2 separate regions of the Homo sapiens genome follow, and region 1 is linked to region 2. Evidence: read pairs that join two places in POLR2A ChIA-PET (ENCODE). Cell type or tissue: HepG2. All regions are shown on one strand.

Evidence for each region. Peaks named below come from ENCODE experiments on the same cell type or tissue, not always from the same donor. Only the 100,000 strongest peaks of a DNase experiment are listed, where the experiment ranks them.
Region 1: POLR2A ChIA-PET joins it to region 2 with 9 read pairs; 3 of 35 experiments call an interaction of 5 or more read pairs at or near these places.

What each region holds. Positions count from the first base shown.
Region 1 is chr5:55,321,951-55,326,950 of GRCh38, reverse strand. MTREX (Mtr4 exosome RNA helicase) reads right to left here. Exons shown (of 27, transcript NM_015360.5): 2 at 4,487-4,624; 3 at 2,753-2,819. The region is part of intron 1 of LOC124900979 (a long non-coding RNA gene); the gene reads left to right. Among named protein-coding and RNA genes, the nearest start is that of MTREX, 16 kb to the right of the region's middle. In HepG2, a CTCF peak has its summit at 1,952 (motif pointing left); DNase peaks (open chromatin) are centred at 1,940 and 2,710.
Region 2 is chr5:55,270,150-55,275,149 of GRCh38, reverse strand. DHX29 (DExH-box helicase 29) reads left to right here. Exons shown (of 27, transcript NM_019030.4): 15 at 140-284; 16 at 419-536; 17 at 1,773-1,857; 18 at 2,975-3,063; 19 at 4,444-4,572; 20 at 4,663-4,738. The region is part of intron 1 of CCNO-DT (CCNO divergent transcript); the gene reads right to left. Among named protein-coding and RNA genes, the nearest start is that of DHX29, 35 kb to the left of the region's middle. In HepG2, no CTCF peak of the experiment used is centred here; no DNase peak of the experiment used is centred here.

The DNA.
Region 1 (5,000 bases), 52 kb before region 2:
ACACTGCCATGTTCTCACTCGTAAGTGGGAGTTGAACAATGAGAACACATGGACACAGGGCAGGGAACATCACAAACCGGGGCCTGTAGAGAGGTGGGGGGCTAGGGGAGGGATAGCATTAGGAGAAATACCTAATGAAGGCTGACAGGATGATGGGTGCAGCAAACCACCATGGCAGGTGTATACCCATGTAACAAAACTGCATGTTCTGCACATGTACCCCAGAACTTAAAGTATAATAATTAAAAATAAATAAATAAAGTCTTTGTGGAGATAGGATAAGACACAACCAAGAATACTGGCAGAACAACCATCCTTAGTCTGGAAGGGGAATGTGACACGTACAAATAGCCTTGGTGATGGAGGTTATAATCAGAGGACATTTCAACTTGATATCCTCAAGCCTGTGAAGAGGAAAAGTCACCCTGCTGAGAAAGTGGGAAGAAGTGACAGAAAGGTGGGCTTGAAGATAATCATGGAGCACAGAAGGGGCTTTTGACCTCCTGAGAATAGAGTTTGTATTTCTTTTTTCTTTTCTTTTTTCTTTTTTTGAGACAGAGTCTCACTCTGTCACCCAGGCTGGAGTACAGTGGCGTGATCTCAGCTCACTGCAACCTCCACCTCCCTGGTTCAAGCAATTCCCCTGCCTCAGCCTCCTGAGTAGCTGGGATTACAGGCACATGCCACCATGCCTGGTTAATTTTTTTTGTATTTTTAGTAGAGACGGGGTTTCACCATGCTGGCCAGACTGGTCTCAAACTCCTGACCTCAGGCAATCCGCCTGCCTCGCCCTCCCAAAGTGCTGGGATTATAGACGTGAGCCACTGTGCCCAGCCATGTTTATGTTTTTCCATCTTTTATAAGCCCAGATAACTGAATAGGGTCTAACATATCTTGAATAATCAAATGGACATCACACCTGTCAGACACTATGTACTACCTCTAAAGAAACATAAGAGACTTTCAGTAGAAAAATATTTTAAAAGATAAATTTCTAGAAATCATGTCCTTTGCAGTAACATGGATGCAGCTGGAGGCCATCATCCTGATTTAACGCAGAAACAGAAAATCAAATACCGCATATTCTCACTACGTTTAGTGAGAGCTAAACATAGGGTACACATGGACATAAAGATAAGAACAACAGACACTGAGGACTCCAACAGCAGGAAGTGAAGTGGGAAAGGGTTGAAAAACTATTTAATACCTACTGGGTAGTATGTTCACTATTTGGGTGACGGGTTCAACTGAAGCCCAAACCTCAGCATTACACGATATACCCATGTAACAAACCTGCACATGGCTAGGCACAGTGCCTCATGCCTGTAATCCCAGCACTTTGGGAGGCCAAGATGGCTGGATCACTTGAAGTCAGGAGTTTGAGACCAGCCTGACCAACATGGTGAAACCCAGTCTCTACTAAAAATAAAAAAAAAAATTAAAAAAAAAAAATTAGCCAAGCGTGGTGGCACGCACCTGTAATCCCAGCTGCTTGGGAGGCTGAGACAGAAGGATTGCTTGAGCCTGGGACGTGGAGGTTGCAGTGAGCCGAGATCACATCACTGCACTCCAGCCTGGATGACATAGTGAGACTCTTAAAAAAAAAAAAAACAAAAAAAAACCCCCCCAAAAAAACAACACTTGCATATATGTACCACCTCCTGAAAAAATCAAACTTGCATATGTACCACCTCCTGAATCTGAAGTTAAAAAAAAAAAAGATAAGGTTCTAAACCTACATTGAAAGTCTTTTTGTTAATTTGGATTACTCTGCTTATTCAACAGACTTTTAATGAGATTCTCCAATTACCTCTAAAAATAACTTGCTATAATGTTTATAATAAAAAATTTTGAGAAGGAAATAGTGTTATAGTTCCATCATGTCCCTAATGTGTATAAATTCTCACTTCTAAATGGATACAAGCTATCTCTGACCACCATCTTGTGGCAGAACAAAGAAACTGCAATTTATCAGTCATTGGAGCAAGACATGAAATAGCATGTAACCTTCAAAAATAGCACTGTTACTTAACTTTAGGAGTATGAATGCTCTAAACACCTACTCTGTGCTAGGTACTTTACCTAATTTACTTCTATAATCCTCACAACCACACCACAAGGTAGATCCCTTTATTGCAAATTTAAAAACTACAAAAAAACAATGTTTTTAAATAAACAAAGAGGTTAAGAAATTTACCCAAGATTGGCCCGGCGCAGTGGCTCATGCCTGTAATCCCAGCACTTTGGTAGGCTGAGGCAGGTGGATCACGAGGTCAGGAGTTTGAGACCAGCCTGGCCAACATAGTGAAACCCCATCTCTACTAAAAATACAAAAATTAGCCGGGCATGGTGGCGCACGCCTGTAATCCCAGCTACCCAGGAGGCTGAGGCAGGAGAATTGCTTGAACCCGGGAGGCGGAGGTTGCAGTAAGCCGAGATTGCGCCATTGCACTCCAGCCTGGTCGACAACAGCGAACCTCTGCCTTAAAAAAAAAAAAAAAAAAAAAAAAAAAAAAAAAAAAAAAAGTTAAAATAAGAAATTTACCCAAGATTATAGTTAAGAAAAATGCTGGGGGAGGATCTGAACCCAAGTTTAATTACAAAGCCCCAACTCTTCCACTAGGTACCCCATGGAAACTATTTATTGTTTCCAAGGTCCTCATGGCTAAACTGTTTGCTGATCATCATACTAGATAGTCCAAAGAAAAATCCCATTTGTAACACTAACCTTCTGTATGCTGTTTGTGCTTACCTCATGTGTACACCCTTCAACAGTTTCAACTGATTGTACCTTGACTCTGGGCATCAGGTCTGCCAAACTTAAAAAGAATTGTTTAAAGTTACACAAAAACAAATTACTTTTCTATAATTTGATAATAAGCCTCACATTGCACTGTTAAGGAAAATGACACTGTCCAATCATCAGTATTCCAAATAGGAAAAACTTTGGCTATTAAGAATACATAGAAATGTTTTCACATTATGCAAATATATGCTGAAAATTAAAAATGACCAGTTAACATCTTTTATTACAGATACAGAACAGACTGCCGAGTGATTATTCAAATAATTATGTCAGCTTAGTTCCAATAACTATTTTGAATAAAAAGTGCCTCTACCAAGCACTGTCACCACTTCAAAACATAAGCTGGTTATAAACCATTACACAATAGAAAGTATAAAGTAAACTAGCCCAATTCATTTGTTGCTATTATTTATAGAAGTGTTCCTGGCCAGGCACAGTGGCTCACACCTGTAATCCCAACACTTTGGGAGGCTGAAGTGGGTGGATCACTTGAGCCCAGGAGTTCAAGACCAGCTTGGGCAATACGGCAGAAACTCACTACAAAAAAACTCAAAAATTAGCATACGTGGTGGCACGCGCCTGTAGTCCCAGCTACTCAAGACATTGAGGCAGGAGAATCACCTGACCCTGGGGAGGCTGAGATGGCAGTGAGCTGTGATCACACCACTGCACTCCAGCCTGGGTGACAGAGTGAGACAATGTCTCAAAAAAAAAAAGTTCCTTATTCTCATCAAAATCCTACATTATGCTATCTAGGTCCTCTGTTAAGACTCTGAAAAGGCAAAACTGGATAAACTGAAGAAAAATAGATGTATTTCTGTGCTAGATTATTATCTTACTTATCGTACTTCTGAGATTTAAGTCAATAATATTACTTTGGACAAACTCAAAAGTTACAAACAAGTAACAATGACTTTAAACTACAAATATTATTTTGTAACTTATTATAGTAGCCTGGGAAAATGGTGCATCTTAAATATTCCAGTGACACATCTATCACCATTTATAGGAGATAATTTTACTAACTGTAACAAAAGTTAACTGGTTTTAAAAAAAAATCACAGAAATTGTAAACTCTTCATGGTAGTGCCAAGTTCAAATATGGAACATTAGAAGGGAGGAGCAAAGTTGTAAAGATCATTACCACAATACAAAACAGGTCAACCAAGGGTACTGGCATCAACTTTTAGAAAGCTCCAGCTTCCAAAATCAGATAAATACCAGCGATTCCAGCCACAGATACCCATAGCAGGAGTCTTGAGATGCACAGCCACTCTACTCCACATGCAACAATGAAAATCTAATTCGCTCTAATGTTCCTTCCCACTTATTCCTTCCACTGAGTTAGCTTTATTTTTTCCTTTTATTCCACTCTTCCAGTTATCCTCCTCCTGAGGCATTACAAATAAAGAAAACGTATTTTTTTTAATCAGGTTTTAAGACTTTTTTCTCAAAACTGGATTCTAAAGTATTAAAAGATGAGTATTTTCCATATTGCTTTCCAACTCCCCAAACTTAGGTAAGTGTTCTACATTTACATGCCTGTGTAAAAATAGAAAGAATATCTTCATTTCTCTAATACGGGCATATATCTAAGTAGCAACATGGAGACAATTTTTAAAACCTCATGTAACCACCTGAATTATGAGTTACTAACATTTAGGACTTTGGAAATATTACCTTAAGTCTTCAGTTATTGACTCTTCTATCCTGGGCTTCTTTCCAAAAATGGGTTCATCTGTACCTTCGAAATCTACATCTCTCTTATTTTTTCCATTATTAGTTGATTCTGATTGTAATTTACCATCAAAACGTTTCCTGAAAAGTAAATAGTTTGGAATGAATTCTGCAGTATCCACTTTTACTTTAAGGGCAACATCATAAAATACTGCTCTATACCATTAACAGAAAGTCATGTTTTAAATAGATGAATGTTACAAACAACAACTGGCTGAAGCCCGGAATACCTTAACTTTATAACTAGTAAAACTGAATACTTTACTGCATTTGTATTTCATTTTTCTTTGACGGTTTAAAATTATCTTAAAATTCACATTAACATAACTATTAAATATATTTTCTTTAAAACTGTAAATTAAAACATCATTAGACATTAACATGAGTTACCTTTAACAAACATTTAATGCTTTCTCTAAAGGCATGATACTACTATTTGGAAGAAAATTTTTTGTGA
Region 2 (5,000 bases):
TGTATTTTAACAAAATAGTAATGGTGACAATGAGAAAAATATAGATTTGAATGAATGCAAATACCGCCTTTTTTCCTTCTTTGTCTTACAAAAATACTTAATATTTTTATTCACCTCCCTCTGGTTGGATTTCTTTTAGGAATACATCCCAGTTCAGACTGGAGCACATGCTGATTTAAATCCATTTTACCAAAAGTACAGCAGCCGCACTCAGCATGCTATTCTATACATGAATCCTCATAAAATCAACCTGGATCTCATTTTGGAACTTCTTGCATACTTAGGTATATTTCTATTTCTAATGGGTCTCCATTTGATTTGATAAAACATTTCTACTAGCTGGAGATGTTTTATTAATATTTTATATGCTGTTCCTTATCTTCTTATTTTGAATATTGTATCTTTTTAAAAATTTCAGATAAAAGTCCCCAATTCAGAAATATTGAAGGAGCAGTATTGATCTTTTTACCAGGACTTGCTCATATTCAGCAGTTGTATGATCTTCTATCAAATGATAGAAGATTTTATTCTGAACGGTAACTACTCATCTTCATTATATTCCTGGTAGTTTTAAAATAGGAAAATATTTGGTACATTAAAACCCTTGATCAGAGTTTTCAAAGTCTTTTCACCATGGGTTAAAATTACCTATGGGGAAGTAAGATTTTTTTCTTTAAACACTTCCATTATAACATGTTATCTACTAAAAATTTTTAGGTACTATATTCTGCATTTATTCCATTTTATTTTATTTTTGAGACAGATTCTCTCTCTGTTGCCCAGGATGGAGTGTAGTGGCACGATTGCACCTTTAGCCTCAAACTCCTGGGCTCAAACAATCCTCCCACCTCAGCCTCCTGAGCAGCTGGGACCACAAGTTGTGCACCACTACGCCCAGCTAATTTAAAAAATTTTTTTCATAGAGACAAGGTCTCCCCCTGTTGCCCAGGCTGGCCTCAAACTCTTGGGCTAAAGGGAACTTCTCACCATGGCCTACCAAAGTGCCAGGATTACAGGCGTGAGCCACTGCCTGTAGCCTTCATCTTTTTTTTTTTTTTTTTTTGAGGCAGAGTCTTGCTCTGTCGGCCAGGCTGGAGTGCGATAGCGCAATCTCAGCTTACTGCAACCTCTGCCTCCGGGTTCAAGTGATTCTCCTGCCTCAACCTCCCCAAGTAGCTGGGACTACAGCCGCATGCCACCACGCCCAGCTAATTTTTATATTTTTAGTAGAGATGGGGTTTTACCATGTTGACCAGGCCGGTCTCAAACTCCTGACCTTAGATGATCTGCCCATCTCAGCCTCCCAAAGTGCTGGGATTACAGGCCTGAGCCACCGCACTTGGCCAGCCTTCATCTTCTTAAGATTAAGCAGAGGGAATCCTGTGGTTAAAAAGTAAGATGGTGACTCCTGCCAACCCGCTAAATCGTGCAAAACTCCAACCAAGCTGCAGTTTATCATCCATATATATTTAATCAGCTGTTTACTATATGTTTTGATAGAGTTTATTACTACTGTAGTAAACCATATAAACCACTTCAACATTAGAAAGAACATTAAAAAAATTTAATCCTATTCGCATAATTTGTTTATATTCTTTGTGATGCATGTATATGAGGTTTCATTGTACAATTCTGTAAACACTTGTGTATGTTTAAATTTTTTCATAGTAAAAAATCTTAAAGTTGCTTGCTATATGCAAATAAATTTTGTTATTCTTTGCAGTGTCTTCTAAAGAGAAACTCTTGCTAAGAACTATGATTTTAACTTTCAGATATAAAGTGATAGCTCTGCATTCTATTCTTTCAACCCAAGATCAAGCTGCAGCATTCACACTTCCCCCTCCAGGAGTCAGGAAGGTAAAATTTAGTACAGCAAATTTATATGTGATCCACCTGAGAGTATTTTATGATGGCCGTATAACTTTTTATCATCAAAGACAGTTGTTAACATTAAGTGCCTTATAGCGCATTGCCAACTCCAAGTGTTCTGCACCTTGCCATCATCAGAAGTGAACCCAATGTTACAATTCAAGCATTTGAATATTTACATTATGTGCTATTTAAGGGAGAAGACTTCATTGAGGGAGTGCTAGTTGAAAAACATAGTATGGATGTTGCCTGTTGAGGAAAAAAAGTCACAACTTTTTCCCAAGAAGGCATCACAAAGGAGATTGGATATTTAAATCCTGGGAGTATTCTTGTTGTTCTCTAGGCAGATCTTCTCTGATGATTTTTATTGTACATAAACCATTGGGTAGGTCACAAAGCTAATAAGTAACAGAGCCAGGACAACAACCTAGTTCTCATTAATGTGATTTTTTTTTCCTAATAATAGTGAAGGGTTGTGCTAAGCTGTCTCCATTCTCTACCCAGTTCCCCATTCTACTTATGTTTTTTTGTTTTGAGACCGAGTTTCAAAACAACACTCCAGCCTTGTTGCCCAGGCTGGAGTGCAGTGGCACAATCTCGGCTCACTGCAACCTCCGCCTCCTGGGTTCAAGCGATTCTGCTGCCTCAGCCTCCTGAGTAGCTGGGATTACAGGCACCTGCCACAAAGCCTGGCTAATTTTTGTATTTTTAGTAGAGACAGGATTTTGCCATGTTGGTCAGGCTGGTCTCAAACTCTTGACCACAGATGATCCTCCCGCCTCGGCCTCCCAAAGTGCTGGGATTACAGGCGTGAGCCACCGCACCCAGCCCTACTTATATCATTTTTAAGAGATTGACTAGAATTAGGGGAGTGGTATTTTTGTTGGAATAAAAATCTGTATTTTAGATTTAGTCTAATTAGTAAGCTAAGCTGACAAAACTAGAGTAAATTAAAATTACACAGTAATAGCAAATAGATTGTAAATTTTTGTGACTGAAATTGAAATTCAGTTTTTAAATTTCATCAGCTCAAACTAAAGAAATTTAAATAATGATACATTCATGAAAGTAGTCTAAATGTTTTAAGCTTTTTGTTTATTTTCAGATTGTTTTAGCAACCAATATTGCAGAGACGGGTATCACTATTCCTGATGTTGTATTTGTAATTGATACTGGAAGAACAAAAGAAAATAAGTAAGTTTAAATTTCCCAAATCAAAACATTTTTAACCTGGAAAGAGGTTGGGGCTCTTGAATTCTTGGGAGAAATCCTAAAATTATTTAGGGAAAATCCTAAATGTCCTAGTTCTGTCCAAAGCAAAAGCCTTAGAGAAACTATAGGAAACTTTAAAATATCTGAGAGTAAATGTCAGAATTTCATTTCATGGGTTTTCCCATAAGTAATACCAGTATACTGCTACTTTTAGAAAAGTGCTGAGAAAAATTTTCAGAACATAAATTTTTATAGATATTTTATTTGTAAAATAAATTGTTTAACAAAAAGCATTCTTTGTGATTATTTAAAAAAGAAACATGGCTTTTGGAGTAAGAGCTGAATTTAAATCTCTTGAGCAAGTAATGTAACATATAACCTCTCTAATCAGTTTCTTCATTTGTAAATGGGTAAAATGAAAATTTCTTTTATTTTATTTTTGAGACGGAGTCTTGCTGTGATACCCAGGCTAGAGTGCAGTGGCACAGTCTCACTGCAGCCTCCACCTCCCTGGTTCAAGCAGTTCCCCTGCCTCAGCCTTCTGAGTAGCTGGGATTACAGGCACATGCCACCACACTCGGCTAATGTTTTTGTATTTTTAGTAGAGACAGGGTTTCACTATGTTGGCCAGGCTGGTCTCGAACTCCTGACCTCAGGCAATCTGCCTGCCTCGGCCTTCCAAAGTGCTGGGATTACAGGCGTGAGCCACCTCGCCCAGCCAAAATGAAAATTTCATAACTGAAAGTGCCTAGTTCAGTAACTGGAACCTAATAGGTAACTGTAACTGAATTTTCAACAAAAAGATTACTACTGTATAAATAATGTTTATATTGAATAAATAGGACAGACCACCTTTAGTAATTTACTATAATCTAGATACACTACCCCTGTTTTAGGAAACCATAGCAATATTTGCAAGAGAGTACCACCATTCAATAAAAAGTAGATTCTTGATTCTTTGAATTGTACCTCTAGAGAAAATGTTTTCAGGGTTTAACTGTATCGTGAAAGGTATGTTGAATTGTAATGTTCACAGTAACACTTCTCAAAATATTTCAAAAATTATCGTCACATAATTAATAGGTATTCTACTAAATTTAAAAAAGATTCTGTGATCAGATTAGTATGAGAAAGGATAAGTTAAATAATTTTTTTCTTTTGCCAGACTTTTAATTTGTAGTATATTTAGTATGCAATGTTTACTAAATTATTTAAATATGAAGCATAATTTGAGAACTATTGGTCCACAATAATGGATTTTTTAAGCCTGTGTTTAACTTAGTTGTAAGAGTCAAATCCAGCTTTTTCCAATTTTGACTTAAGTCAATTATCTACATATTCTCTCCTAAAACATTTCTTTAGGTACCATGAAAGCAGTCAGATGAGTTCTTTGGTGGAGACGTTTGTCAGTAAAGCCAGTGCTTTGCAGCGCCAGGGAAGAGCTGGGCGGGTCAGAGATGGCTTCTGTTTCCGAATGTACACAAGAGAAAGGTATGGCATAGCACTGGAAATGTAAAACACATAAACCAGTATTGTGTGACATTTCTGATAATATGTATTTAGTATTACTTTATTTTTCAGATTTGAAGGCTTTATGGATTATTCTGTTCCTGAAATCTTACGTGTACCTTTGGAGGAATTATGCCTTCATATTATGGTAATCTCAAGGGAACTCGGATGGATTTTGTCCTTCGCCCCTTTCTAGAAAAGAAAAAAAATGAACACCTAAACTTACCTTATATTGCTTTAGATTTTCAACTTTTTTACTCTTCTTTAATATATGCCCTTATCCATCTTATTATAAGTAAATCCACTGTGTTTTGATTTTGCCAGACACTTACACTTTATAGATTAAAATACAGCCTCATAATCTAGACTAGTAGTTCTCAACTGGGGGCACTGTTGCCTACCAGGGGACA